Linked DNA regions of Homo sapiens: regions 1, 2 and 3 are each linked to region 4. The links are chromatin loops, found by intact Hi-C in ENCODE. Cell type or tissue: endothelial cell of umbilical vein. All regions are shown on one strand. Region 1 overlaps THSD7A (thrombospondin type 1 domain containing 7A). Region 2 overlaps THSD7A (thrombospondin type 1 domain containing 7A). Region 3 overlaps THSD7A (thrombospondin type 1 domain containing 7A). Region 4 overlaps THSD7A (thrombospondin type 1 domain containing 7A).

Region 1 (8,000 bases), 110 kb after region 4:
ATGAATGTACATTGTATCTTTCTTGCCCAGTATTGAGGCAAAATAAACAAGTGAATAAGTAAGACAAAGCTCCAATTTGGGGGAGTGAAAGTCTGATAGGGGACTAAATAGCATTACACATGCAAAAATTACAGAGGAACAAGAGTCAGTATATAATCAAGTGTCGTTTTCTATGTCAGGGGAAATAACAGTTTTAGGTTCACAGTTTTAGGTGGCTTCCAGAGAGGAAAGTTACTACTAAAAAAGTTATTAATATCTTAAAATATTTATATTTTCTTATCTCAATCTTGCTATCATCTTCATATCAAACATTTGTAGGCATTAACCATTTTCGAGTTGTTTTTATGTTAGTTGTTTTATGTCACATAATTTTCACAACCATGTTATAAAATGGAAAATGGAAATGCTTCTCTCCCTAATTTAGAGATGTAGAGATGGTCAGTGATTTTCTCAAGATCATTTAACAAAGGACAGATATGCAGGTCTTTTTACTCTCTCCAGGCCAATTGTTTCTTTTTCTTCCAGTGATTAAAAAAAATGATTTTAGCAGCATAACATTTGATTCAATAAAACTGAATATTAATAACCCCACACACACCAATATGTTTTTAAACAGATTGAATAAGCTTCTCTGCATGATCTGTGATGAGTATCTAGGAGTACTGCTTACTAAAGTCCCTTCCACCTCCCTGCCTGTGGTCACAATACAGGATCCTAATGAATATTCACCTAAACCCTGCTTCAGTTCTTCCGTATCTCATTTCTTTTTAGGCAGCTCTTCTTATGTTGGGCAACAATAATATTTAGGAATTCTTTCATGTGAAGCAGAATTGCCCCCAGTTCTATCTGAAATAAACCAGTTCACTACTCTTTGTCAGCCTCAGTAATCCTCTGTTCCCATGGAACAGCTCTGCCTCTTGTCAAACAGATTACTGTTAAAGTGGGTCCTCCCAGTTCTGGGTGTCTCATTTGCTAATTCAAATTTAATGTTTTAGATTTTCTTTTATTACATTGTGTCCCATGAAGGTTTCATGGGCCGGGGCAGGCTTTTTAAAGATTTATATAGTGAAAGGGAAAGGGAGGGATCCAGGAGCTGTAAAGATAATGATGTTCTCAGCATGCCATGTTTTATTCTTTGTGAGAAGCTGGGGAAGCTGTAAAGAACCCTGAAATTCAGAAGGAAGGGCTCCCACTGGGTGAAGTTGACTCTGAGCCAGACAGTGTAGGTTCTTGAGCAGGATTAATATAAATTTGTCAGAAACTTCATTCTGGCAGAGCAATGTGAGATGGGATATTCAAGGGCAAATTAGAGAACAACGGCAGTTTATCCTCATAAACCTGTGATGACACATAGAATACTTGGTTTGGAGCTATAAAATTGGAAATGGAGATCACCAGATGATTTGAAAATGTTCTGTATAGGGATTTGTAAGAACTTGTTGCAAATTACATACAGGAGAATTGACAGTGAAGAATCGGGAGAAATAGGAAACATGTGCAGCAAGACATTTTGAGGGGAAGATGGCGAATTCTGTTTGGGAACCATTATATTGGATTTAAAATAAAAATAGGAATCACTTCTGTAGTTATTTTAGTGGAAGTCATGGTTGTGGATGTTCATCTAAGGGAATGAAAGTTTAGAAAAAAAGAGGAGACCAGAGAAATAGCCTGGAATTTGAATAACAGGAGCAGGAAAGAATGGCATTATTTTATGATAACTGCATTGCTTTTTCTTATATTTTTACGAATTATAAATTACATTTTATGATTAGGTTCTATATGAATTTTTACAGAGTAATCACTGGGACCTCCAGGTTGTCCAAGCAATGGGGAATGGTCAGGTCAGGTGAACGTTAATGTAACCCAATGTTCTAGTCAACAGGAGTGCTTGGCAAGAGGTTCTTGCCTTTAACCTCTATCCTTTAATTGCAGATATGTTAGTGTTAGTTTCTCTCTCCCTCTCATTTTTCACAGGAGTATGTAACAGTTAATCAATTTTTAAATTGGTACTTGGTAATTCTCCTTTTAAGTTATTGATATCTAAAACATCTTTTGGTTACCTTTCCTAATCTTCTTGTTTAAGTTTTAAAAACAGGCCTCTTAACAGGCAAAAATTCCATAATGCTAAAAAATAGCTTTGATGAAACAAATTAGGAAAATCAATCATGCCACTTAGCATCATTTTTGAAGTGTGGTAGGTAGTATTTACTCAGTCTCATAAACCCACCTAGAGTTTTCACTTGAGGTGGGCTTGGGTTTGTGTCCTGAATTTTCACCATGGTTCACTGCCTGGAACAGCATGGGTGATAAGTAAGCAGCTGCATGCAAGCATTCACTGTGTGAAAGGATAGAAAATCTATGTACTGGCTCTTTCAGGGAGGCCTCATTACCGTAGCAGTTTATCCCATTACTAAATATGTGCCATGCTGATATCCTCACATTCAGCTGCTGACCAGCAACATGGCCCTCAGCTTTCATAGGGAGCATATGATCACTCCAGCTGGCAGGTGACACCGTTTGGCAATGTTCCCCAGCAGCTCAACAAAAGATTTTCAAATATCAAAGCAAGGGAAAAGACCTCTGTTTTTACAAGGAAAATGGCTTTAACATGAGTGCATTTTGCCTCCAACAGAATTATTGCTTCTAACTTGCTGAATTCCATGAAGGAATGGGCACACTTAGAGAGTAAAATTCATTCAGGGAATTTGTAAAACACTCATTTGAATTGATAAATGAATAAATAAATAAATAATTATAAGAAATTTAATTTTGTATTCAAGAAAGAAGTGTGACTTGAACATAGTTAAAGGTGGAAAAGTCTTTTTTTTTTAAAGGTTCAATCTGAAAACACAAGACAATCAGAACTGAGGTTAAGTTATAAAAACTTAAAATGTTGAACAATTTTATTGAAGAAAGGGGCATTACTGATCTTTTAGTAAAATATCATTTCACCATATGGAAAAACTGTGGGACAGAATGATCACTATCTACTCAGGGTCATGTAATTCAAGGGCGGCAGTTTAGGAATATCTTAAATCTCTTGACTATGAGCACAGCAGTCATCGTCCTCTGTCTTGCTATAAGTAACGGTCTCAGAAACACTGAGAAATCCTCCTACCCCATTCATTAGTATTGAAAAAGCAAACAATAGATTTGTCGGAAAACATATATATTTCCTACTAGCGTTATATTCTAGTACTAAATCTGAGTATAATTTTAAATATAATCTTTTTACATGAAAGCATAAGAGTTGGGACTACAGACCTGTCAATCGGCTGATGGCTGTCTTAGCATATGTGAAAAATGCATCTACCTTGAAAAGCTTCTCATTTCCTTTTTCTTTTATATATATATTTTTTTATTATTATACTTTAAGTTCTAGGGTACATGTGCACAACATGCAGGTTTGTTACATATGTCAAAAGAGTTACAGTAACAGTTTGCATGTGGTTTAAGTCCCATTACTCTTATATTTTGAAGGCCAGTATTTGAACAGCCATTTTCATTCTTGGGACAAATTATCTAATTAAATAAATCTGTGGCCATGCTGTCATTACAAAGTATACAAGCCTACAAATATATTTTGCTTTACACAAAATGAATATTTTACTCTACTCTGAACACTAAATTGTTTGTTCACATTACAAATATTGGGGAAATTTGTTAATATTGTCAAGTGATGTCAGGTAATATCATTAATATAAAAAAGTATTATTAAATTTATTTGTATCTTTACAGGAAGAAAACATTTTTGTAACTCAATAAGAATATTATAAGTGCTTATTAGAGACATTCTACAGAGGCTAAAAATGAAATATTGCTATGGCTTTTGTTTACAGATAATATATTCTTAAGTGCTAAAATGCTTTATATTTATGAAAAGTCATACAAGCTTATCACAGTACAATAAGCCTCATAAAGGGGCTAGGAATTGAACTGGGTTTAGGAGGGTCCCATTCATAGGTTGCGCTCATCAATCATCCAACTCCACCAGTGCAGAGCTTCTGAAGCTATCTGGGGCAAAGGGTCACATTTTTGGTTGCTTGTTTTCATTTGATTTCCTACTCTTCCAGTGACATGGTCTTACTGTGCATGTCTATTATGTAGCTCATGCCACATGCCACTCAAAGTAGAATTCAACAGTAACAAAACTGGCCTATACCCTGTTCATCGAGTTGAGTCCACTGATCATGCACATGGATGCCACAGCAATTTCAAATTGCTGTAAAATTGCCTCAGTATTTATTCTGAATTCCTGTGCTTAGCTCATTGCACACCCCAACAAACAGTTGCCTTCATTCATGGATCACATTTTGACTAGCACTGCACTAGTGGGACTTCCTGAACTACAAAGGCAGGAAACTAAAATTGATATTTCCCAAAGTTGCTTGCAGCCAGGTGCCTGGATGTGATTTAGATTCCAACAATTACATGTTCTGGAGCTGGGCTTAGATTCTGAACTGAGGTCAGTAGGGAGAGGCAGAGTACCCATTTCATGGGGCAGTGTGTGCCAGCAGCAACATAGCTTCCTGTAGCCACAGAAAATAGCTTTATGAAAAAGCTTTAGAGAAACAGCAGTGCAATTCTGAGGGCTGGAAGTTGCTCTGGAAACTTGGCTTAGGGCTTTTTCCTCCAGCCTATCCAATTATTGGTAAACTGCCTAATATGTGGTAATAAATTCTATCTGTGTGATATACTGAATTTCTGTTGTCTGTTACAAGTAGGGCTACATTGATGAAGATTAAGTGTAAATGTTAGCTGGCTTATATTTTTTGAGTGCTTGAGTGTTTTTCAAACTTTATTGTGCATGTGGATCTTCTGGGAATGTTGTTAAAATCAGATTCTGATTTGTAGCATGGAGCGGGGGTCTGACAAGGTCCCAGTTAGTGCTGATGGTGTTGGTCCACAGCCCCAGCTCTGATTAGCAAAACTTTAGATTAGACTAAGCCAGTAGGAACAACTTCCACTCCAGTGCCCTAGACTGCAGATGTTAAACTTCAGCAAAATGATGAGAAATTATTGGGCTCATTTTCATGACTTTCCCTGGATTAGAAGCAGTGGACCTATGGTGACATCCAAAATGCAACCATCATTTGTTTTTTTCCATATTAGGAAGAAAAGTTTAAAAAATGTTTTTTCATATATCTGTGTCTATATCTATAGATAGATACATATATACATATATACATGTACATATAGAGAGAGGAGGGATAAAGGAGAGAGTTTAAATATGTCAATTCTAAGTAAAGCATTTTCAAACATGATTTACAGGTGACAGTTCAGGTTATGCCACTACAGTGAAGACATACAACCTACCCATTTTCAAAATGAAAGAAATGAACATTACAGTCCTCATGGTCCCACCGAGGTCCACTTTAAGGCCATGTGTGTATGATGCAGCAGTAACATGAGTCCCAGTGTGTGAGCGCTCATCTACTCCTGTGGCCTTGGCTTTGAACTCTGATATGCTTGTGATTTCTAAGAAGCATATATGCCATCCTGAGCTTTCAAATAAATTCCAGCCTTTACTTCTGCATCTGTCTGCTCAACATTTCTGCCTACTGGATATATGCTGGATATATCCACATCAAGTCAAGAAATTAATGTTAAACTCATTTATAAACTGCCAGAAATTTGCTTCTCATTCTGTGTTCTGCATTTCAGAGAACTGCATTGTCATTCGCAAGATTGCCAAAGTTAGAAACATCTGAATAGTTTGAATTCCAGGCCTGCTAATTTCTAGCTGTATGACTTGGAGAAAACATTTAAATTTCATTTCCTTGTCTGTAAAAATAAATCATATCTCATTAAATCTGGGAAAAAAAGAAACATTTTTTAAAAATTGTGATGTTAAAGAAAGCTTTAATTATTAAAAATATGTTTTTTTAAAGTGATGCATTTAGAGAATAGTTCCTGGCAGTAACTATTAAAAACAAATACATGGATAGATAGAGTGGACCTCTGCTTTACAAAGCAGTTTTGAGGATTATCTGAGATATTCTAGGTAAAACTCAACACGGTACCCGGTTCTTTGTAGACATTCAATGATGGATTGCCTGTATTCATCATAATACCTCACTCAGTTTGAGTGCTTCGTAAGCAAGACCTTGGGAAAACTCTTTAACCTCCTTGTACTCAGTTTCTTCATCAGTACTAAGTTGCAATAATAATAATACCTACTTCATGAAATTGTTCTGAAGTCTCAGATTAATAATTCAATACATTTTATATACATAAACATTAGAACAGTGTCTGGCACATAGTAAGCACTAATATATGTTTATTGTAAATACTAATGTTATCATCATCTTGAGAATCTTTTTTTTTTGGCATTTTTTTTTTATTATACTTTAAGTTTTAGGGTACATGTGCACATTGTGCAGATTAGTTACATATGTATACATGCGCCATGCTGGTGCACTGCACCCACTAACTCGTCATCTAGCATTAGGTATATCTCCCAATGCTATCCTTCCCCCCTCCCCCCACCCCACCACAGTCCCCAGAGTGTGATATTCCCCTTCCTGTGTCCATGTGATCTCGTTGTTCAATTCCCACCTATGAGTGAGAATATGCGGTGTTTGGTTTTTTGTTCTTGCGATAGTTTACTGAGAATGATGATTTCCAATTTCATCCATGTCCCTACAAAGGACATGAACTCATCCTTTTTTATGGCTGCATAGTATTCCATGGTGTATATGTGCCACATTTTCTTAATCCAGTCTATCATTGTTGGACATTTGGGTTGGTTCCAAGTCTTTGCTATCGTGAATAATGCCGCAATAAACATACGTGTGCATGTGTCTTTATAGCAGCAAGATTTATAGTCCTTTGGGTATATACCCAGTAATGGGATGGCTGGGTCAAATGGTATTTCCAGTTCTAGATCCCTGAGGAATCGCCACACTGACTTCCACAATGGTTGAACTAGTTTACAGTCCCACCAACAGTGTAAAAGTGTGCCTATTTCTCTACATCCTCTCCAGCACCTGTTGGTTCCTGACTTTTTAATGATTGCCATTCTAACTGGTGTGAGATGGTATCTCATTGTGGTTTTGATTTGCATTTCTCTGATGGCCAGTGATGATGAGCATTTTTTCATGTGTTTTTTGGCTGCATAAATGTCTTCTTTTGAGAAGTGTCTGTTCATGTCCTTCGCCCACTTTTTCATGAGGTTGTTTGTTTTTTTCTTGTAAATTTGTTTGAGTTCATTGTAGATTCTGGATATTAGCCCTTTGTCAGATGAGTAGGTTGCGAAAATTTTCTCCCATTTTGTAGGTTGCCTGTTCACTCTGATGGTAGTTTCTTTTGCTGTGCAGAAGCTCTTTAGTTTAATTAGATCCCATTTGTCAATTTTGTCTTTTGTTGCCATTGCTTTTGGTGTTTTAGACATGAAGTCCTTGCCCATGCCTATGTCCTGAATGGTGATGCCTAGGTTTTCTTCTAGAGTTTTTATGGTTTTAGGTCTAACGTTTAAGTCTTTAATCCATCAACGTTAGACCTAAAACCATAAAAACCTGAGAATCTTCTTATCTTCAATCTTGTATTGTAATAATTCATTTTCCCACCTCACCACCAGAATCTACGTAAAATACAAATATCATCTTCTTTTTGTGCCACATGTTTCAATGGCATTATCACCCACAGGAGGTCTTATTCTAGACTTACATAACAGCCTGGAATCAGACCGAGGCCTTCAATTTCCATTCTTATTTTCACTGCTCACCCAAAACTGTCTAAATTGAGACCAAGGAAAAATCCATTTTCTCCCATCCACCAATAAGCGAACAAAAAAAGGCTATTTATCTGATATTTCCATTAATTACCTTCATCTCAACATGACAAATTCTAATACGTAATTTGAAATTCACCATAGTAACCTACTACTTTATGTAACTTTCTGTACCTCCCCTAGCAAAATTACATGCTTCCAACTTAATTGCTGTAATCTTATCTTTGTACTTCTGAAGCCCAGTATTAAGTAGAGTTACTTAATACAC
Region 2 (8,000 bases), 89 kb after region 4:
AATTCCAGGAGAAGCATTTCCAAAAAGTGTGGGAAATTCAGCCCAGTGAATTCCTGAGGGAATAAGACAGATTTAGGATTTTAAACAGATTTCTGTTGGCTAAGCCAAGAAAAGTAGAACTATCCAGCTTCTAGATAACTCCATAAAGCAGATACTTCAGGCACAAATACATGGGATAAACATAACTGGGTAAAACATGAAGGGGTGAATATTATAATAACCTCTAGAAATATTAACATCTTGGAGTATTTTTATCTCATTTCTGTTACCAAATTCATTTTTCATTTTAAGTCTTTATATAAATTCAGCCTTAGCATTTCAGAGAGTAATGAATAATACTTCTTAAAGTGGATTTCTGATTTTTGTTTTCCAGGCCCAGACTTTCTGGCATCCCCTCTCATCTTCAAATTTAAAACTGTTGAGCAGAAAATTGTATTTTTTCTCAACACAGCTTATCTCTTTTTGCCTGGTTCTTATTTTACCTTAGAATACTAGTTGTTAATTACTCCAAACTTCTGTTTTAGGATTGCTTTCCAGAATGGTGATATCAAACTTGAATATAAAGCATTTGCTTTATAACAGTTGTGAAGCTGGCTGAATCAACAAGAATGGAATTTCAGTAATGGATAATTGGGATAAATAAATAATAAATAAGAATAGTAAACCTATGCATTCATGGCTACAGAGTATTGAACAAGTCATTTACACTTTCTGGGACCCAGCTTTCTCATCTGTAAACCATACGTGTTCTGGGATAGGCAATGATGAGGTAGAGAGGGAGAGAGCCTAAAAATAAATCTCTAAAAGCCTTTCAACTTTTGTGATTCTAATGAACCCCAAACAAACACCATACCTAAAATTGCAGACATAAAATCCTATATATCTTTCTTGGCAGAGAGTTAATTAATTTTCAACATGGCCTACAGATCAGTTCATACTGAAACATCAGGGTGAATTTCTATGCAGTGCCTATAGACTAAGGCAGCTCTCCGCAGTCTTGGGAGTAACTGCAAGGTTATCACTCAGTTGATGAGCTATATGGTTCCTGAGGGCCCATCCCCACGCTACGACTTTGTGAATCAGTAAAATTGCAAATCTAATCCTAACCTTACCAAAGAGAAAGGAGAAAATTGCCCACTATTTAAAGTAACACTCCTTTTAGGTTGTTCAGAATCCATTTATAAAATTACTACTTCTAAATAGCAGGCTTTTAGATCTTAAAACTTTCTGTTATATCCAAAGCGTCGAGTTGCCCGCCAGATACTCATCATCACGTCTCGCAAGCTTGCCTCGGCTGCCTGTTGGCCACACCTGACTAAACAGAGTCAGTATGCCCATATTCTTTGGTAGATGGTAGATGGCTAAAAAGGACATTTTAGTTTTCTCAAAATGTCGAGCTGACCAGGCAGTATATTATGTTTGACCTTAGAGGTCCACTATCACCTCTTCCCCATCCTGCTCGTGTGTCTGGATGCTGACCTCTGAGCAGTGTATTCATAGGCTTCTGAGCCTTCTTTCTCATTGGATTCTACCAATGGGAGAAAGCAGCAGTATATCAGATGGTGGGAAGAGAGACTATTCCTGTCTGTTCCTGGCTGAATTTCTCTAGCAAAGGCTCCTGCCTGTATCCAGCAGTCCTCTCCCCAGCTCTAGGTCTACCTCAGATTCTAGTAAAATCCTTTCCCTTGATTCCTTTATCGCCATAGGGTAATAATCTTCCTATAGTTAATAGCTGCAAGATGCTATACCACTCCTCGATGCCTACAATTTTGTTAATAATCCTTTTACGAACTTTTCTGAATTAACCCCTGTGAGTTTACATTGTTTTCTGCTGGCCCTGATTGAGAAATAATAGCTATGTTAAAGTACGGTGTCAGAACCAGAGAACTGCTTCTATGTCATTGTTAGTTTACTCATTAACTAATTAATTCACTATGCATTTATTTACTTATTTACCTTTTCATTCAACAAAACTAAAGGCATCAAGACATTCTGGGCACTAGAATATTCAGACAAAAAGACAAAACAAAGATCATAATCTCAAGGATCTACATTTTATTATAGAAATAATGTCACAAAAGAAACAATAAAATATTAGAGGTGCTATGTTTTGTCTACAGAGAGAGAGAGAGAAAGTGCGTGCAGATAACAACAGAGATAATGAGTTCTTCCTGGAAGGAGGTTGGCAGGATCAAGAATGGCCTCCTAGAGAAAATGCTGCTAGCGTTAAGGATTAGAAGGCATGCACCAGGTCTAGGATGGAGATGGCCAAAGAATATGGGAACAAAAAGAGCAAAGGCACTGAGAATTGCAGCAGTAATTGTTCCGTGTGGAAAAATACTGTTTCTGTAGGTTGTTTCACCTCTGGAGGTTAGATTACAAAGGGAAGAGGAACTAGCCTAGAAGAGAAATGGAGAAAACCTATAAAGGTCTTGGAAACCTATAAAGATCTTGGAGGTCAAGTTTAAATGTTTAGACTTTATATCCTGCAGGTCTAAACATTTCCACATTTATTAGTAACAGGGTTTTTAACACGCCCCAATGTATGTTTATTTATTTATAAGTTATATACATTTGCTATTATAAAAGTATATTGCATACATTTTAAAATCACAATAATTAAAACTTTAACATAAATAAATAAGGAAATAATATTTTGCCAATCACTATGGCTTTATGTTATCTTTAGCTAGGATTGTAAGGCAAATTATTCATGAGGAGGTGCATTATTAATGATAGTGATTTTAGCTTATTTTATATACAGTATTTTATTTTTTATATAAAAAATAAACTATCTTTTTCCAATCAGTTAAAGGGGAGCGCATACATTTTCTTACTCCTACCAAAGGTATTTATATTTATTTCAAAATGATAGAGCAACTAGGCAGTCAGAACATATTCTTCACTAAACCAGCACTGAGACCCAAGACAGCTGGTCTGACCAAAATTATAATTCAAAAATAACTTGACTTCTATTTTGTTAAATTCCCATTGAACATCCCTCATTAACTATGACATCTTTATCTTCAAACTTATGCTTCAGTTTATGTACATCTCCCATTCTGATCTGTTCACCTGTTATTATCAAAATTTGTTTCTATTTACTTCTGCTCTTTTCCTCAACTTAATTTCATTCCTTAAAAAAGTACTTTGCATTTATATTATGTCAGGTCCAAGATTTCATGAAAAATTGTTAAATATTGAAGGTTTTCTCAGGAAATGTGTGTTATATTATGAAAGGCTATATACCAACACATATATATTTATATGTATACATTTTGTATGTATATATTTATATGTAGGTATATTATGTAAGGCTATATACCAACACATATATATTTATATGTATGAATTTATAATCTATGTAATAACAATAGGTGAATGACTAGACAAACTTTCTTTTTTTAAGTAAATATGATTTTTATTTAATTTTTTTTATTTTACTTTAAGTTCTGGGTTACATGTGCAGAGCATGCAGGTTTGTTACACAGGTTTACATGTGCCATGGTGGTTTGCTGCACCTATCAACCCATCTAAGAAAGATGCAACGTTAACCTTAATCGCTTACATTAGGCTAAGACAATGCCTAGAACATAATCAGCTCCCAGTAAATGTTTGTTACAGTATTAAAATTTAAGAAAATCTTTTAGTTTTAAAACCTGAGTCTTTTAGTAACTAACAGGAATTCAACTGAAGCCAATGAGAAAATGGAACCTTCTAAGGTCATGACAAAAAATAACCAGAACATGTAAAAGAATATCCTCAAAAGATATGTTTTATTCAATTAAGATAATATACATTTATACTGATTCCATTTAGGATACAACATTGAGAATATTATTTCAATATTATTGTTCCTGGTTAACACTAAATAATTGCTGTTGTTATATTTTCTTTATAAATGAGAAAATATACCATTATTAATATCATAAATGTATTCCAATAGTCTCTGAGAATTTTTAAATTTAGTGTCATCTTTTGTCCATTTATAAGTGTCCTTACTTATATCAGTCACTCCTGTTTTTATATCTTCAAGCCACAAAGCTCATCACTATCAATTAGTTGGTGTCAGTGATGGCAAATTAAGGGCTAAAATTGTCAATGTCTACCTGTAAACTTCTAACAAATTCAAAAATATTAAAGTGACCACCAGGGTCACTTCTTACATCCCAGCGTATGATTATCTCATCATGGACAGGATGTCTTCACCTCTCCTTTTACTTTTCAGGAGTATTTTTAAAATCACATTATTGGGGTATGCTTGATATATGAAAAGTTGTACATATTAAAGGCATACAACTCAAGGAATTTGGGAATATGACCTTGATGAAAATGATCAAGGTCATAAACATATTCATCACCTGCAAAGATTTCTTTCTGCTCCTTTTATTATTATTGCATAATTACTATTATTTTTATTATTTTGTGTTGTAAGAACACCTAACATAAGACCTACCGTCTTAGGAAAATTGAGGTAGACAATGCACTGTTGGTTATTTTTGTTTTAAGTGAGGAAAATTAAATAAAAAGAGGGTCCTAGGTAGTATTTTAAACCTTTGATGGATTTGGGGAAGGGACTAAACTTAAGTCAGATAATATATGTCACTGCCTAATCATCCTCCACATGAACTTGAAATAAGGTTTATATCACTTTCATCACTTTTCCTGGGAGTTTTAGTAATATCTCCCATTTAGTTGTTCTATTTAGCTCTCTTGCTTGAGACATTGTGAGAGCAAGTTTCCTATGGGAGCCTTGCTGCTGATCGGGGCAGTGACCTTGCATTTCCTTGGCAGCAACTGTGATCTTACCCATTGTTTTCATTTATTTGCTGGAATTCTACTGGCTTGATGTGGGTAGTATTGAGTTTCGCTCTGACTCAAACAAGAATAGTTTTAAATAGGAGGAAATACTTTCAAAAGAAAATACAAATTCCCATAAAAGAGGGAATTTAATAAATCATTAATGCATTGTTTGTTTGTATAACCTAATTAAGAATATGCTCACTCTTTTAGAGTCTGCTAACACATTATATTAGTAATTCCATGTGTTTTATCTTATTTTCTTCTTTTTAGGCCTCTACTCACACTTTCACCTTGCTATGTTCTTTATTTTTTTTAAAATCTCATATCATTGTATTATAAAGGGATTATCTAGCTTTTTCCCAAAAGTTTCATTGAGAGATGCTTTCTTCTCTACTTAGTACAAATATGTGGTCACTGATATTAGATAAAAGATGTGATGATGAAAAATTTGTTTGAGTAGTATTTACCAGTATAGTAATTGAATTGTAAGTGGACAAAATACTGCTGTGCTTAATACAAGAAGCCATTGTACAGTAAACATCTTGGAATATTGACACAAGCACTTACAATGTAACATACTGGAATAAATGAAGCAAGTTTTTGAAAAATAAAAATTAATTATGACTAAGGTTGAGACTATGCAACAATAACAACAACAAAATCATTTTAAGATTTCAAAAGACTACATATAACAGATCACAAACTAACCTACATAAATATGAATATACATATATTCCCATTAACAGATGGGTAAGAATGGAGACAGATACTGAAACAGAGATGTACATCCTAACTCTGGAATAATAAATATGAATTTCTCAGAAATTATTTTCAGTGGTATAAAATTGGAATACATTTGAATTTTATACAATATACGATATACTGATACATTTTGGTTTGTAAAATGGTGTTCAAATGCTTTTATCAAAAATATACTTCTCTGGCATTCTAATCTATCAAGGATCCCATATAATAAAATTAAATACAAAATAGGTGAAGGAGAACATAGTAGTCACTACCTAGTTCCAATTCTGTATAAAGCCTTATCCCTAACTTTGATGTCTTTAATTCTGTTTAGGAAAGACAAGAGAAAAACAAATAAATAAAATTACTTTAAATTACTGTAATTCTGGGTTGGCCCAGAGATTTTGTATCTTTTATGGGTTGCATAATGTAGAGTTCATACTTGGTAAAAAATAAATCATTGATGAAAGGATAAATCTTACATAAAAACAACTAAAGTTTTTGAGAGAAGGACTGTACCTATATTTATTAAGGTAATTTGATAAGGCAGTAGAATTTGACCAGTTCCTCCCCAGAAATGTATAGAACTTACCTAAGTAGGGTATGGTGGAAAGACTGAGCATTCCAAGTCAAACCTCATTTTTAAAAAATCTGAGAAGTCGAATGAGCAGGTTATCTGTAAGGGGCAGTCAAGATGCTGGTATGACTTGAATTAAAGGAGCAGGTGGCAAAAGAGCAGTAAATAACTTTTGAAAAGAAGCCTAATGACCTTGATGGTAAGGCAGAAAAATCTGGCCTTTTCTTCAGTAAACTGAGGCAAAATTATGTTCATAAACAGGAATGATATGCAGAATGGATTGGAGGGGTCAAATTCTAGAGTTTGGACAGCCACAAGTAAGGTCGTGGTTATAATCCAAGAATGGGGTGAGGAAGCCCTGGATCAAAGTAGCAGCAATGGAGGCATTGAGACCACATAGACAATACAGGATCAACTCAAGTGGAAATTCAATATTGGCAGTTTTCATTTAAAAGTTTGATTGTATCTTCTGATGTCTGCCTATAACCAGCCTCCAACCTTTGGAGTTCTGATAGATAAATAAATGGCAAAATGCTGGGATGATTTGGATAGTGCTGGCAAATACTAGAAACAGAAGGAAAAGAAGTTGCCTGCCCTATTTTGTTTCTATGTTATTTCATCTTTCTCAAATAATATGTATCAAATAATTGGTCATTTTATTTGGAGTCCCACGTCCTCAATAGACGAAAGTCAGGGAAACTCTGAGATGATTTCAGGTGGCCAGAACACTAAAGCTGATCCCAGGCTCTGTTTGTTCTAACCTTTCATGATACTAACAACTGAGGTTCTCTTCTATTCCTTGTTCAACCTAGACACATGTTTTCACTGTTTATCCTTGTATGTGCTAGCCAAACTCTACATGTTCTAGGTTTGACCCTGCCGAAGAGGGAGAGATGAGTGAGAAAGGATATTTTTAAATAATCACTTCGCTCTACTCACCCCCACCCCCACATTTACTTACTTTCTCTAATCCTGAACTGCAATAGAAGAGGAAGTCAGCCATGGGGTGTGGCATAGCATTCTTTTCTTTTATAATAGATGATGAATCAGGAAGTCTGCCCTGAGAGTGTGGCATGGCAATTTTTTCTTTTAGATGATGAATAAGGAAGGAGGACTTCTAATCAAGGAATAATATGGATTAGTGGGGGTGGGAACAGGGTAAGACGCAAGAGATGCTACTGAGACACAAAATTTAATGAGGCACTCACCCCCAGGGTCATGCAAGTGCGTTCTTAAATTTTGTTCCTAGGTACTTCCTTGCTTTTCCTAGTTCCGCCCTAAGTGGGAAGAGGAGTGAGCTGACTCATGGACTGAGGAATCTCATGTTCTCTCCCTGCAAAGACTTCCTCATCTGTTTCTGTATATTTATTCAGCAAATATTTAGTGATCATCTATCAGGTGCTTAATTTTTCTTTCCTGAGTCCTAATAGCACTGACCTGGATGATAGCTACCTTCTAATTTAGATAGTCCATGAATGTAGCAATATTTTAGGCAAGTATAAAGCACTGAAGGATAAATTTTGACCAGGTTACAAAATCATGAATTACTTTTTCTTTGAGTGTAAACATCTCCCCTTGTGGGAAAATATTTAAGCCTTCAACTCTCTGCCTTTATTTTCTCCCACAACTATGAAGATATCTCTAAAGCCTTTCTAAGGGATACCTATGTTATAACATTTTGGAGATTTTATTTAGCCAAAACTTAACTTGGCTCTTACTTTGTTCCTCTATGCTTACTGGTTATTTAAAAAAATAATTCATATAATCTATTCATGACATTAATACATGGCCCTTCACTATGTTATTTTAGAAATTAATATTGAGTGGGACAATTTTAGATATTCAGCCAGGTTGATAAGAGAGAATAAGGCAAGTG
Region 3 (8,000 bases), 66 kb after region 4:
CAGGATTGATTGAGCTTAAGACATCCAGGATGTAACGTGCTATGATTGCACCTGTGAATACTCACTGCACTACAGCCTGGGCAACATAGCAAGACTCTGTCTCTGGGGAAAACACACACACACACACACACACACACACACACACACACACACACACACATATCTGGGAGTGGATCTCGGTGTTCCTCTCTGGGCTTGGAAGCTTTAGAAGAGTGTTTCTTAGAGGAAATGGTTATGAGCAAATTGGCTTGGGGACAAAACCCTGAAGTCAAACAACTTGAGCTAGAAAATCTCCCTCTACTGCTAAATAGTTGTGTGACATGGGTACTATTTATGTGTTCATAATAAGCAGGGCCTCTTAAATTCTCAAATTTTGAATCAGCAAAATAATAAAAAATAAAATAACTAAACAAAAATACAATAACTATAAAAATAGTCAGTAAAATAACTATTGAAATAATGGTAGTTAAAACCTGTATGGCAGGGTTGTTGAAAGATGCAGATGGTGAGAAATTTGCAAAAACAATACAGTGTCTTCTATAGAATAAGTAAACAATAAATGCCATATAAATCTCTTGCTTATAGTAAGTAAGTTGAGAAGATGTTACTAAAAAATTAAGCTATTCCTCAATTCGCTTTTTTTGGAAATTAAACATTTGCATTCAGATTGTTAACTGATCACCTACTGATTATTTTTCCTAGAATCCTATAGCTTTGAGTTCATGTTTAACCTAACAAAATTCAGTTGACTTTTATCAATTATAGGAATAATCAATCTAAGTTCTAATAAACATTTCCAAGTCAGTAATGATGCAAATTATTACCCTAAACCATAAATTCAGTTTCTTTAGACACATGGAGTTTGCCTCACCCTCAGATGATGCATTTTGGAAGCAAAACCATTTTTATTTTAAAAGTATATTTATAATTTCAACTTAATAAAAAGTTTTACATAATATGGTATATTTGTTATCATAAATGAACCAATTTTGATACATTAAAGAATAAATATGTAGAAGTATATTTACAGACATATACATACCAATTCGCATGTTGGAAATTTAGTTTCAGGTGCCTGAATTACTCTTCTAATCCTTTATAATGATGATGGCACTTAGTAGGACAGAAATTATTATGGAAATTACAATATACATGGCAATGCATAATTAATGCCATTGCATTAAGGCAGGCTTTACAGTGTCTACAGTGTCTTGTAAATAAGTCATGCGTTTTAGTGTTCTAAGTGTATCACAGTAGTCTTTTCAAAAACCAAATTTATTCTTATCCTAAATAATTATTTGTAGTAATGCCAGTCCTGCTCCCGTGCCAGAAAGGAAACAATTGACATTTTTTCCTCTCTTTTTTTTTCTTCAGCCTGATTAATTGCTGTACAACTTTAGGATAAAGATTTACTTTGGCCCTGGTTTACTGGTGTGGTTTATGATATGCATGGGGAATACTAAAATTTAATATGTATCTATAAATAATTTTGATAAAAAAGGAAACGTAACAGCCATGGACACATTTGTTAACCAGAGTATGGGCAAAAATGTCCTAAAGAATTAAGGAATAAAATATGCTTCTAGATGTGTAATAAAATCATTCTAGAAATCAACACATTAACTTCACTTCATTTTATGTTCCATTCTGAGAAGATGGTTTCTACAATTTATTATTTATTGGCTAAAACTATATTGCAGTTCTTGAGGTATACAATTGATAATATAATGTCATCAGATGATGAACTTAGAATATATTATTTCTAGTAACAACCACCAATTTAATATACTAGCCACTAAAACTAAGATGATAATGGGCATTTCTGAGCTATTATTTCCTTTTTTCAGTGTTTAATAAAACAAAGAAAAGCTACCAGATCTATAATTGGCCCTTTACTTTTTGCTTGACTGTCTCAAATAAATTGCCTTTAGGTCTAAGGGGTTTAAAAGTTCCCCAAGGCTTTGAACTTGGCATTAACTCCTTAGAACCTTGAGGTAATGTTGCTATATATAGAAGTATTCTCTAAGTTTCAGAATATTATATACATGACTAAAAAAGGGTGGGCTATAGTTCATTGTAGTGCTAGATAGATAGATAGATAGATAGATAGATAGATAGATAGTTGATAGATAGATAGATAATAGATGGATACAGTGGTAGAGAAAACATAAAATTTACTATTTTGACCATTTCTAAGTGAAAAATTCAGTGGCACTAAATGCATTCACATTGTTGTGCCACCATCACCACTATCCATTTCTAGAATTCTTTATTTTCTGAAACTGGAACTCTGCACTCATCAACCAATACTTTCCCATATCCTTCTTCACCTATCCCCTCATAACCACCACTCTATCTTCTGTCTCTATGAATTTGACCATTCTAGGTATTTCATATAAATGGGATCATACAGTATTTGTCCTTTTGTGTCTTGCTTACGTCACTTAGCATAATCTTTCCAGGCTCATCCGTGTTGTAGCATCAGAGTTTCGTTTTAAGGCTAAATAATATCCCATTGTATGTATATCACATTTTTGTCTATTATTATTAGACATTTGGATTGTTTCCACTTTTGGTAGTGTTTGCTTATCTTAACACATGTCAATTTTGCTTGCCTATCACAGCACCTAGCACATTGTAGGCCCTCACTATCTTTTGAGTAAGTTAATGTGATAAAAATGCAGACATCTTTAGCCTTTTGCAGTTTTGTCCCTAACATTTATTAGTTCATAGAAAAACAAATGCCTTTCAGAAGAAAGCATTTTTAGAAAAAAACAAAACAAAACAAAACAAAACAAAACAAATACATCTACCACAAGCTCATTGTGTGATGCTACTTCTGTGCTATTTTGCATCCTCTTGGCTCCACCTCTGCCTTCGCTCACTCTTGTGGCTTCCAGTTTTGCACAGGTTTCACCAGATTCACACAGATGCAAACTGACTGCCACTTACCACAGGCCGAGCAACCTACTTTTCCAGGGCTTCTCTGACATGGTAGTGCAAGACACCTGCAGAAACCCACTCAGCACTCACTTGTGCACAACTTGAAGTTGTGAGGGAATTAATGTTAATGATCCTGTGCTCGTTATGGATCAATGGGTAATAGAAGCAAGTGGATAGTGTTTTGCTCTCTCATCTGCTGGGTGGAAATATAGTAGCTTCCTGTTTATAGTTACTAAGACTCTCATTTTTTGGTATCTTGGGATGCATTGTAGATGGGGAATGAAACACATTGTATTGTGCTCTAGCATAACATCTTTGGAAGAATTCCAGAAATTATTGTTGCATCAAAGATTCAGAAGATGCAGGAGACGTTGTCCACATTATATTCCTGTTCAACCAACTTGTATTTTCCCTGAAAAAAAGTAGAACAAAACTGGATGAGTCATGGAAGATGACAGCAAGCTATTATAAACTTAACCATATGTTGGCCCCAATTGCAACTATTATGAATGAGTTGTATCTAAACTAGAAGAAATCAACACAGCCTTTGACACTTGATATGCAGATACTAATCTAGCAAATACGCTTTTTTCCTCAATTCTCATTGGTAAGAAATATCAAAAGCTGTTTGCTTTTAATAGCGAATATACAGCAGTACACATTTACTCCCTCACCCCAGGGCCAAATTAACACTTCTGCCGTTTGTCAAAATATAGTTGGCAGAGATCTTGATTGTCTTGACATTCCTCAGAACATGACCCTGGTCCACTATATGAATGATATATTATACTAGTTGGATTTGGTGACTAGAAAGTGGCAAGTATTAGAGATACCCTGATAAGAAAGGTGGCACCCTTAACAGTCTGTGTGGAAATCTTAGCTAGATCACCCAGTTAATTGGATATAATTTCGACTTCCACATTATTATAGGTGACAGTATTGCTCAACTTCCTGCTGTGTTATAACAAAAGTCCCCATTCCTCAAGTTTCCAATAACATCCTCCTCACTTATTTTAAGTCTTTACTGGCAGTCACTTTTAGGGCCTTCAGTCTGCTTCAAGCAGCCTCTCAAAGTACCTTTGGCTTTTACCAACACACTCATCATCGTCCTTCCAGCTGCTGGCCCCTGCACACTTTCAATATGCCATTCCCATGTTTTAGATTTTTGGGTATGGCAACATACCTATTCCAGCCACCATAATCTGTATCAGTTATCTATTGCTGCATAAAATATTACCTCAAAATTTAGCAGCTTATAACCAATAAATATTCATTATCCCATAGTTGCTTTGCATCAGAAATTCAGGTACAGTTTAGCCAGGTGGTTCTGACTCAGGGTCTATCATGAGTTTATGGTCAAAATATTGGCCAGACCTGCAGTCCTCTTAAGAATTAACTGGTGCCAAAAGATCTGCTTCCAAGAAGATCATGGGTCACTCACATGGTTGCTGGCAGGAGGTCTCATTTCCTTTTCAAAACACTGCTTGAGTATTTCCATGACATCATAGATGGCTTCCCCCAGACTGAATGAACCAAGAGAGGGCAAGTCAGAAGCCACATATCTTTCATAATCTAAACTTGTAAGTTATACACAAATATTTTGGCAATATCTCAGTGGTTACACAGGTCATCTCCATGCAATATCAGAGAGCACTATAAAAAGGCATGAACAGCAGAAAGCAGGGACCATTGGAATCATCTTGGAGACTGGCTACATACCACAGCCTCTCTGCATCCTGACAGCATCATACACGGCACTTGGAAATATTGCCACAGTCTATTTATTGGTTGAAGCAAGCTGCTCAGTCACTGAGATCATAGTGGCCCAGAAGATTTGATGTCATAAGATATATTTCAGATAGATAAAATGGCTATGAGGAGTCTCTGGCTACCCCTAATAGAAAAGTGGCAGCACAGACACTTAGGATTTGGGAGTAAGGCCATACTTTTTGCAAAAGAGAATTACTCACATCTAGGAGAAGAAAAGAAAAGCATGATACACACACACACACACACACACACACACACGCCACAAAATAGATCCTGACAAGCTATTGGGTCCTAGTAGATATTGCATGTTGGACACTAACTTTTTGGCTGGAGTTGTCTATTCTAAGCTAGATATAATGAAGCCCACCAAATAAAGTATTTGGTAAGACATAGCTAAAATCCAATGTACAACAGAAACGGAGCATTGGGGATCAGGCCCACACAGAACAACAACAAAAAAAGTAAATTACATAAACACATTGCCCAGACTCCCATGGCACCTACTTCTTTTACAGAGAGGACCTTCCCTTGACTCATGGCTCATAAGGGATTTCTTAATACCAGCTAAAAAAATAAAAACTTCAGGCTTAATAGGCTTAGCATAATATTTTGGCGCTACTTGCAAATGGACAGCTGCAACACAGCAGCCCCACTTGTTATGGCTCTAAAGGATAATGGTGGAGGGGAATCCTCCCACGGGACAGAGCTGTGAGCTTATATTTAGTTTTTCACTGTTTACCAAGGGACAAGTAGCCTAAAATACAGACTTACATGGACCTCTAAGCAATGGCAAATGGCTTATCTAGTTGATTAGAAATACAGAAGTCTAGATAAATTGCATATGAGTGTTCAATGAAAGTGGATCCAAAGGGCAGATCTTTGTGGACTGTGTTAATGCCCATCAGGCAGCATCTGCATTAGAGGCAGAATTGAGTATCTAGGTAGGGAAGAAATTTTGACCTGTGGATATCAGCTAACCTCTTGCTTCAGATTGGCCATTGTATCAGGGATGGGTGCTATGTATGGACGCAGTAGTTAGTATAAGCTTCTTCTCACCGAGGCTGGTCAAACTACTACAATTGCTAAGGACCAACCTGTAAGAAGCAGTCAGCCAATATCACACACTTCCTAACACAAATAGAACAGCAATTCATTCTTAGCAAAATTGACACTTACCTGCATATGCATTTGTCTTCTATGGCTACAGTGCCTTCTCCAGCATCATAATCAGAGGACTTGCAGATGCCTGGTTTCTTGGTCTTGTATTTTATGTATGAATAATATTGCTTTATTCAAAAGAATATATCTTATAGTAAAGGGACATGACAAGCAGCAATGACAATGAAATCCACTGGACTTTCTACATACTCATTACCCAAAAGCAGCTCTTCTAATTTGAGTAGTAGTATTGCCTATTAGAGGCTTAAGTCGAAAAATAACAGATTGCATGATTGGAGAAATGTTTTCCAGGATGAGCCAAGCCAGTAAGCAAAATATGGTGCTGTGCCATAAGAGCCAAGACATACGGGTTAAAACTCTCAGGCGAAGTAGGATTGGCCCTCTCTCCATCGTTCCCCTGAGTCACTTCAGGAATTTGTGCTGTCCATACCTACAATCTTAAACTCTGCTGAATTGGAGGATGTAGTTCTAGAGGGAAAAACCTATACTTGCAGACATTGAACTAGCCATAATATTGAGGGAGAGAGTCTGTGATTCATTGGATTTAATGGTAGAATGGTAGAATAAGAAAATCTTAGTGGTGCAAGGGATAAATTATATCAGGAACCGCCTATGTGCTACTTCAAGCAATTTTATGCAGTGAGGAACAGGAGTCAAAGAAGAAATGTTTAATCATTCTATTCTCTGGACTGACATTTCTGAGACGCATTTCATAAATCTCCTCAGAAGGTCCCACAAAGTCATAACCAGGCACCTATAGCAGTGGACAATTTTATTACATATGCTTGCACTGGCTTTCCCTTGATTTCTCCTTCTCTTATTCTTTTGTGCCTTAGCCCTGCTCCATGGAATTACTTCTAAAATAAACTATTGCATATAAACCTTTGTCTCAAGTTCTACTTTTGGGGTAATCCAGGACAACATAGCATGCTTTTAAATTTATTAAGATGTCACTTACTATTTTTTATCAAAGTTCCCTGAGATAGAGTGAAAATTGTGATAGGACTCCTTTACCTCCAATATCTTGTTTATTTGACTCCCTTAGCATCAAGTCGGACTGTTGAATATGTATTCTCCAAAGGTAGCTCACTTTTGGACAATTGTAATGGAAGATCGGTAGCCTGAAATGGGTAAAAAGTTTTGTCCATTTCACATTTTTGAGTGAAATGTTATGCAGTTCTTAGTGCTATTCTTTGACACCAATTTTAAGACAACCTATTTTAAACACTCACAAACATATGCATTTACTAGATTTGCTAGTTGCTACCTTCAATCCATTCTCTAAAGCAGCCTCTGAAGACTTGTCATGTCTTCAAATCCATTGAGATTATATGTTTGTTATGATCAACAATTTCTATTCTTATTTCATAAATACTCTGCTGCCAATCACATTTATACTGAAATCCTATATAACTCTCAAGTTTGCTTTCTGTTTTTTGGTTGTAGTAATTATTTGGGAAGTGGGGTAAGGAGGAAGTTTATGTTGTTTTGTAGATTGGCAGTGCAACTGTTCAAATAGATCTTTTTAAAATTTTAATAGATATTGAGGCTATTAGTACCACATTTTGTTATTTTGAAATCAAGATTCTAACACTCTCAAATTCTTCTGAGTTTATGAGCTTGAAAGGGAAACATTGATTTAGGAATCTGTTAACTTGAAGAAGAATTTTCTCTAAGAAATTGTTTTTGCATCCCCTTATTTGCATGAGACTTTACTCAAAAATTGGGAACTTTTCATTATAGCACCATAAACTCTCTAACTGAATTGCTCAAATACAGTTTATATAACTACTTTTTTGGGGGTGTTTAACTGCATCCAAAGAAACCACAGAAATATTTGAGTGGTTGATGGCTTTATATTTTCTTCAGATTTACAGAGATTGAACTACTGGACAGAGTAACAAAATTAATCTTGTTTATTTTTTATATCTACTGCTTGATGTAAAGATCAAATGAGATCATATAGGTGAAAACACACTGTACTATATAAATATGAAATAAAACATAGCAATAAAATACAATATAGCAATGTAATCTAGGGATGTGGTATTTAATACACCTCTTATTGACATGTTTTGAGGCTGTTTGAAAGGTACCTTTAAATCATA
Region 4 (8,000 bases):
TGTTGGAATGTGTTCTTAAACAGCACTAAGCCATGCTTATTTGCAGTCATGCCATGCAGGTGTGACAAAAGGAGGGCTGAGCAAGGAAGTTTAGTTCTGAGATAAACCAATACTTATCTTTGAGCATGAAATCTAATCTCATTCAGGACAGATAATACAGAGTTATAGTTAAGGAGAAAGTAGAACGGTTCATCCTTTCATTCAATAAATATTTATTGAGCAACTATTATTTTTTAGGTTTATGTATAGGGTTCAGGGCTATTTTAGTAGACTTAACAGATATGGCCTCTTCCCCATTGATCTATAAGGCCCTGTTAATATGGAAGAACTAGTGCATTGGAAATCACCGAGTGAGATTTCTAGAAGAATAGAGTTTTGAAGTTAAAGATTTTATTATGTGAAATGTGGAGTAGACCTGGTTTGTGGCCACAGTTCTAATGACTGGAGTGGAGTTGAGGAGGAGAAAAATAACTCATTGAGGGGATCACTGGGCATGATGCAGAAGCAAAAGGACCGAGCGATCCATGTGTTGCATGTGGACATGGAAGTACCTTAGATAATGACAGGATATCAGTGAAAAAAGTAAGTAAGTTTTGCAAATTGTCAATTAATGAGAGTGAGTATAATTATGAAATTGAAAAAATGATCACAAACAAAATCCAAATATAATGAGCTTCAAAGGAGTTTATGAAAGTGAGTAGAAAAGTAATGACCTACAGACAATATAGAAAATCTATCAGAACAATGAAGGCTGATGTCTCCAGATACTGAGTCTCATTTAGTATAGGAGAAAGAAGTCACCTGAGAGAACTCCAAGGGCGTAGGGTGGGAGGAAACAGAGACCATATGAGACAGTCTAGTTTTAGTTAAGGTGGGAAGATAGAAGGAACCCAGAGAAGAGAATAAAGAAGTAGAGAAATTTGCTAATCTATGTTTTAAATAGGTAATCAAAAGGCTTACCTTTTCTGGGGGATGAAAAATGAGACACTTGGCCTTCTGTGGACTTAAGAAAAACACACATGAGCGCATACACACACACACACGATATTGCTTATAGAGAAAATACATAGTCCTGCTCTTCTTTTTTCAATGGCAGCTATAAAATTTCTCAATTTGTATAAAGTAATAAATCTGTCTGATGCTTTTTTTTATTTCCTTTTTGTTTTTCATAATTGTCCCTATTTCAACAGTATCCATAATATGTTTAAAACATGTTGGGAAAGAAAAATACTGTAATAAAATTCAAAGTTCTGCATGCCCAAACTTTTTGTCTTATTTGGACAAAATCATGACCAAATGTGCCACTAGGACTATATTGTTTTGTTTTTTAAAAACATGTTTTAGAGCTCTATAAGTTCCACTTTAAAGGGACTGTGGATTTTATAATTATGTCTTATCAATTAATAATTTGGTCAGTTTCTTATACTAAAAAAATTGTGCTCAGTAGAGGAATTCTATATCAGGACCTATGGATTAAAGCAATTTAGTCAGAGATTGATGATTTAAAGGAAAATAATGTAGATAATTATGACAATTGTACACTGTTTAATGGTAGACACTAGCTTGAATGCACTACCTGCTAGTTCCATGGAATGCAACTTTTAAATGATTTGTAAAAACTATAGAATGTACCAGTATTCAAGCTGCAAATATTTTAATAGGGCAATAATGTGGCCTGTGACACATCTGATAATATGTGTCACATTATCAGATTTAACACAGAAATGAAATAACCATAGATCAAACTTTATGTATATGTATCTATGTAGACAGGTTAGGCAATTTGGGTGGGGGAACAAAATTTAAATGTACTCAAATTTGTTTAGAGCTTCCCTTTATTAAATAAATGTCCTCAGATCGCATACAAATTGTGCTGCAGAAACAAGAGGTTTTTAGTTCTTTCATAAATTTTGCATTTGCTATACTATATATCAAATAAAGTTAACTTGTTCTCAAGAGAGGATGCAGCATGCTCTCTACAAACTGGTGTTTAGGGTCTGGTCCAGAGAAATTACATTTCCTCTTATGCAAATTACTTCCATAATGATTGCATATATATTTGTGATAATCTTTGTGCATAGAGATTAGTTTTGAGAAGGGTCATTCACTTGAATTTCAGGGGATGAAATTTTGAATTTTGGAAATCGTAGACTAAACAAAGATCCTAGAATGGATTATCTAGAAGGTACTCTGAAAGCCCTTTACAAAAAATATCATAGAAACCATATCCCCATGAGATATATCTTGGATCATTGATATGAAAGTGTTAGTTAAAGACATGGAAGTTTAGAGCAGGGAAAGGACCAAAAAATAATACTTCATATCTACTTCTTAGTTTGGAACCAAGCAAGAGACAAGAATCAAACAGGTAGGTGTAGAAGCAGTTGTTTTATGGATGAAGGGTAGAACAGGCAAAATGGGCTCCCTCATACTTTGCTGTGGAATTAGACAGATATATTCTCCTAGTAGTGGATAGAAGTCTCCACAGAGGCAGGCCAGATGTCACAGGACAGATCAGAATCCTCCATCTTGCTGAAAGGTTGGTTCCAATAAAGAAAAAGAAAAAGGGCCTTTCTGGCACTGTGCCACTCCTTGTCTTAAATTTACTCCTTTCCCCATGGAAAGCAGAAAATGGAGGGTGAGGTGGTGGTAGGAGTGGTGAGGAGAGGTAGGAATGCACTTATAATGGAAGTCCCACCATGTAGAAATAGAAGGATAGAGAAACAAAATGTGCTGTAACAGGAGCAGAGGAAGTTCCTCAAGAAAAGGAAAAGCACAGATCACTTAAGGGAGAATCCCAGTGCATGTGGTTATTCAAAGGACGGGCTAGAGTCTAGCCTCTGCGAGGAGGCCGTCTTTCACACACCCACCTCTGCCTGAGACTATCACCTTTATTGCTTTCATAGCGTTCCTGCAATCAGACCTTTGAATCAGTCAAGTGTGGATCTCAGTACATAAAGTCAATTAGCACTATATTTGCAAACGATCAGTGTTAATAAAAAATGTTAGCTTTCTCTCTTATCACATTACTACGAAAAAGAATTAGCAAATGGAACTCTTGGGGAAGTGAGCTGTTTTCAGAAGGAAGAGATTTGAGGAGTTTATGATAGGAATAATAGAATGTAAGGTGAGAAAGGTGGTTCTATTTCATAAAGGGTATTCGTTACCACTCAGGGTATTTTTGTGCTTTTGTTTTCTGGGTTCTGTGTTTTTGTAATTGTCTTATGTTTGTATTACATACGCTTTTTCTGTTTTTCTTAGTAGTAGTAGTATAAAAGCAATGTAATAAGATTTTTTCTTCAGAAAGACAAATAGGACAGCCATATACATAAGGCATTGGAGTAAGGAAGAAATAGAGGAACAGGAACCAGTATAGAGAATGCCATAGGCAAGCAGTGGTGATATAGATGAATGGCAATAAGAAGAATTGAATAACATGAGGCATATAAAGATTTAAAAAAACCCCTACTGTATAGTCTATTGGATTGTCTGATTATTTCACTGAAGAATTTAGTGAGAAAAGTTTTCCAGGGTCAGAGCTGAGTTCCAAGTTACCAAAGCCTAGAACCAAGAACAATAAAGTAGGAACAATAAAGTAGGGAAGCAGGAATCTGTGGCTTAAAGGAATGTGGATGTCTGCCAGGACCACAGAGCAGGGTTGGGCAGGATGCCCATGACATTCTGTGTGTTCCCATCATTGTCCTTGAATCCCTACATTGTAATTTCCTGTTTACCTATTAATCTCTACTTCATTATTATCACCTGCTATGTGCTCACCAGATATGAATTAGACATGGCACCTGGGGACTAGAACAGTCACAGGGGCATTCAAGATGGGTGGAGAGAGTTGGAGGAAGAATATTCCAGGCAGAAGGAATGCCATGTGCAAATCCTTGTGTGTGGAAGCATGTGACATATTGTAAGACAGCAAGAATTTTAGGGAAAAAATGGAAAAGGCAGGAGGTATGGCTAGAAAGAAGGGTAAGTAGTATTGATGTTAACTTAGTGTTCTAATTGAGAGGTCTGTCAGGAATGTTCCTCTCTGCTCTCTCACTGACATCGTTATCAAGTCCTGATGGGTTCTCCTCTTTCTAGAATCTTAGTATTTCAATTTAGATCACTCTAAGGTATATGGGTTTCTCCCAGATTTTTATTTCGTACCTTAATGAAAATGTTGCTGTCTTTCTATGGTTGCAGAACAAAGAGAAATTTGATTTGCCTTTTGATATTTACAAACTGGCTTTCATGTAATAAAGCGTCCATCATTTACTGTTTTTCATCCCTCTGGAAAGTTCAGGGATGAGGATTAAGGAGGGAAAATAGACCCTTGTGGTTTTTTATTTCCAGTGAAATAAGGATGGGGGTCTGGGCTTCTGCAGAAATATTAAATCCAAATATCTCTAATTCAAATAACGCTGTAGCTTAGGTAAGCAGCAAAAGTTAGACATTTTTTAAGCAAAAATAGAATTCCATTTTAAACAAGAATCTATACAAAATATATAATTCTCAAATCAAAATTCTATTGCTTTGAGAGACAGAAAGAAGGAAAGAAAAAATCTTAACAGCAGGTTGTGTGTATATGAGTTATGTTTCATATATATCTATTTCTAACTAGTTTAAACACTTGTTAGCAGTTAATTAAGTTGAGTAAAACCATTTAGAAAGAGAGGCATTAAAATTATTTTTAGGCATTCTTCATTTTTTTCCTGCATATTTTAGAATTGCTATTGTACTATTTAATTTACAAATACTAAGTTTTGGAGTATCCTTGTAGAATAGTCTTCCATGTATAAACTTGGAATCTCCATTTCCAAGGAGATCTTTGAATCTTCATTCCCTCGCAAATGAAACTTCATTGTAATGTAATAATGTGTTTCTCAGCTTTCAGAGGAAAACAATATGATTTTTCTACATGGAATTTAATTGGTAAACTTCAGTATAATTATCCACTTCTTTCACACCTAGTTATTCTTTCTGTTTGTTTGTTTCTTGAACAATGAGTATGTTCAATTCCTGATCCAACTTTTACTGACCTGGAAGAGTTGTTATTCAACACAAATAACCCTTCGCTATAAAGAAGGAGAGAACCATGGAAGCCACTTCGCCAAATATGTACAGCCCAGTGTGAGAGAAAATAAATGTTTGTTCTCCTGTGCCTTCTTTTTTATTTGATTATTCCTGGATTTACTCAGCTAACCTTGACATGCCTTTTCCAATGGCCACACTGAACAATCTATTGTGGTTTGCAATCTTGGAATTCCTTAAATTTGGTAGAAAAGAGCTAAATGGGAAGAGAAACATCAATAGAGAGAATAAGGAGAAAGAGTATTTTGTGTATGCTGTGTTTTCTGGAAAATTTAGTCAAATGCTTCTATTAACTGAAAATATTCCCATAGTTTGACTATAATTTTGGAAAACTGCTTTTTTTCTTAGGGTACTTTTTAATTAAGAAGATGCTTTCTGTGTTTCCTTAAGAAAACAAGGGTGAGAAAGGTGGCTAATTCTAACACTACTAGCTGTGTTCTAATAGATGAAGAGTCAGAATCATTTATTCACTTATGAAATCATGCATTATTTTACACTAACTCAATCAAAATATTATTACAAGAGCTCCTGAGAAATGTCTCAGTAGCTCAATCTATACAAAATGGAAAGTAAAAATACGTGTGTCATAGGGTTAAGGTAAAGATTAATTGACAAAATACATATGATTCATAATGACTGTTGCCTGGCACAGAGCACACACTTTAAAATTTAAAACACAGAGCATAAAATTTAAAAATACACATGTCATAGGGTTAATGTGAGGACTGATTGATAAAATACATATAATTCACTATGAACATTGCCTAGCACATAGCACATACTTTTAAACACTTTTATAATTAATTTATTATACTATTATTTTATTAACACATTTAGAGGTTTAAATGCTGCAAGATTATTACATCACTTACTACAAGTGCCTTGAAAACATCGTTTTCCTGCAAACATTTTTTGACTGTGACCTTCATTAACAAATAGTTTTAAAATTGTGACCCAATGTACAGACACATATTTAACTTAAATTTTCAACAAATAAAAGCATTATTGTATATGACGCACTCTGATGTTTTTTCCTTTCTTTACCTTTCTATTCTAATATATTTGCTGTTATTTTTAAAGAACTGTCTTTGATTGACCTATTGCTTATTATCACCTATTGCTTATTATCACCAATTGAAAAAAGACTGTATTACCAGTATTCTATTTAATAAAATATAAGTCATTTTAAGACTTCAGCACCCACTGATAGGAATTGCAGTTTAAGTGACAAGAGAACATCTAGCTCTGTGTGCCTGTTTATTTACAGAAGTTTGCCAGAAGACTGAGACACAATGGGCTCTACAATCCAACTGTCATGATCATCTGGCTTCTTTAATAAAGATTGAGGTCCACTCCTTTCCTTAATCCTAAACAAAAGTTAGGATTCCACAGGCATCAGGTACATATACAATTGCTTCCTGATATACGCAATAAAGTTCGGACTTTTACTCTGAATAGGACATTTCCTTGTATTCTGTGTATACCTACTTATGCCTCCATGAGTAATCTGCTGAAAGGGCAAGACGACAGTAAATTTAGTTCTCATTCTCAGAGCATGCATGAGCAGGGAGTCTTATTTATGACAGACAGATTAGGAGTCAATTTATCTTTTTTAACTGATAGTTACTAATGTAACATGGCATATCCTAGCCAAGCTAAGAAAACCACTGGGAGAAGAAAAGATCATAAACATAAACCTTGTAAAGTGAAATTAGCTTTTATTTGTCTTTTTAACCTATTTATTCATTACTTCTAGTCCTTATCTTTTTTGAGGAATGGGAGGGAAACACAAAATGCCACAGAAGTTGAGCTTTGCATCTCTTTATCTGGCTGCTAACTGGTTTGGCAGCAATGTGCTATGCAGAACTGTGCTAATTAATGAGCCATGGCTTTGGAACTATAGATCAAGGCATCCTGTGTTTGGAAGAGTTGAGAAAATTATCTGTCCACTCAATCACTCTTTGCATATGCATGGTCACATGAAGATGCAAAATTCATCAGAGTCATGTAGAGATGTGGTACCATGGAAGTAAAAAAGACGGAGAAATTTGATGCTTATTCCTAGGCTTAGAATGTTTAATTGGAAGATACTTAAGTTCATCTAGAATCTAGTATTATTTTCTGCTCTGGGAATGAATTATACCCTTTTCTTTGACTTACATTTTAAGAAAACTTGTCAGAAAATTGATGATTTCTACATGGAGAACAGAACAGTTTCATTACTAAAATAACATATAATAGGCCACATATGTAATTTATCAACTGTTACTTGAAGGTGAGATTTGATGTTAGGATTAAGTAGAAAACACTTCTAAGTAAATAAATGTAGAATCTAAGGTTGAGGCAACAAATCTGAGATTCTGCTTACATCAAGTTCATTTGGGTCAAGCATACCTAAGATGGTCAATAGCTGGCCTCATGAGAAATGAAACTTATTACTGATATTATTGATATTTGGTGGAAAATATTTAAAGTCTAGTGCCAAGGTTAGTGACAGTGTTTGTCCTGTATCAAAATGTCGACCTTTTCCAGAGGTAAATGTTTTCAGTAAAGATTAGGTGACTTCTGTGTAATCTGTAAACTCCAAAGCAAAATGGCAGTTTCTGTGATAAGAGAGGAAAAGTTACATGTTCCTTTCCCTGCCATATGATTACATATTTATTCCTTCAAGCCTAAACTCAAACCAATGGTGAATAATCTCTACCTATAGTACTCGACTGTGGAATGTAATATGAGTGTTTATTACACAGGATCAGCCCATCACCCAGAAAAGTAGGGTATAGTCAGTGGACCTGTAATTTTGCATCATGCTGTCATCATTTTCTTTGGGTAAATTTATGGTTTGTACTAGCCCAAGTAATCAGCTGGAGGATAACTTGGAAACATATACCATAGACAGAAGTCTAGTTTTTTCC

What was found. A loop is a pair of places that touch in the nucleus more often than their neighbours do. Peaks named below come from ENCODE experiments on the same cell type or tissue, not always from the same donor. Only the 100,000 strongest peaks of a DNase experiment are listed, where the experiment ranks them.
Region 1: it touches region 4 in a loop (7-fold over the local background); 2 of 110 quality-filtered maps call a loop at or near these places.
Region 2: it touches region 4 in a loop (6-fold over the local background); 2 of 110 quality-filtered maps call a loop at or near these places.
Region 3: a loop joins it to region 4, with 6 times the contacts of the local background. A loop is called at or near these places in 2 of 110 quality-filtered maps.

The regions. Positions count from the first base shown.
Region 1 is chr7:11,602,371-11,610,370 of GRCh38, reverse strand. The region is part of intron 2 of THSD7A (thrombospondin type 1 domain containing 7A); the gene reads left to right. Among named protein-coding and RNA genes, the nearest start is that of THSD7A, 230 kb to the left of the region's middle. In endothelial cell of umbilical vein, no CTCF peak of the experiment used is centred here; DNase peaks (open chromatin) are centred at 2,510 and 4,360.
Region 2 is chr7:11,622,686-11,630,685 of GRCh38, reverse strand. The region is part of intron 2 of THSD7A (thrombospondin type 1 domain containing 7A); the gene reads left to right. Among named protein-coding and RNA genes, the nearest start is that of THSD7A, 210 kb to the left of the region's middle. In endothelial cell of umbilical vein, no CTCF peak of the experiment used is centred here; a DNase peak (open chromatin) is centred at 4,805; H3K27ac peaks cover 1,225 bases.
Region 3 is chr7:11,645,609-11,653,608 of GRCh38, reverse strand. All of the region lies in intron 1 of THSD7A (thrombospondin type 1 domain containing 7A), which reads left to right. Among named protein-coding and RNA genes, the nearest start is that of THSD7A, 180 kb to the left of the region's middle. In endothelial cell of umbilical vein, no CTCF peak of the experiment used is centred here; DNase peaks (open chromatin) are centred at 1,348, 3,408 and 4,438; H3K27ac peaks cover 501 bases.
Region 4 is chr7:11,712,095-11,720,094 of GRCh38, reverse strand. All of the region lies in intron 1 of THSD7A (thrombospondin type 1 domain containing 7A), which reads left to right. Among named protein-coding and RNA genes, the nearest start is that of THSD7A, 120 kb to the left of the region's middle. In endothelial cell of umbilical vein, no CTCF peak of the experiment used is centred here; DNase peaks (open chromatin) are centred at 3,664 and 5,674; H3K27ac peaks cover 4,085 bases.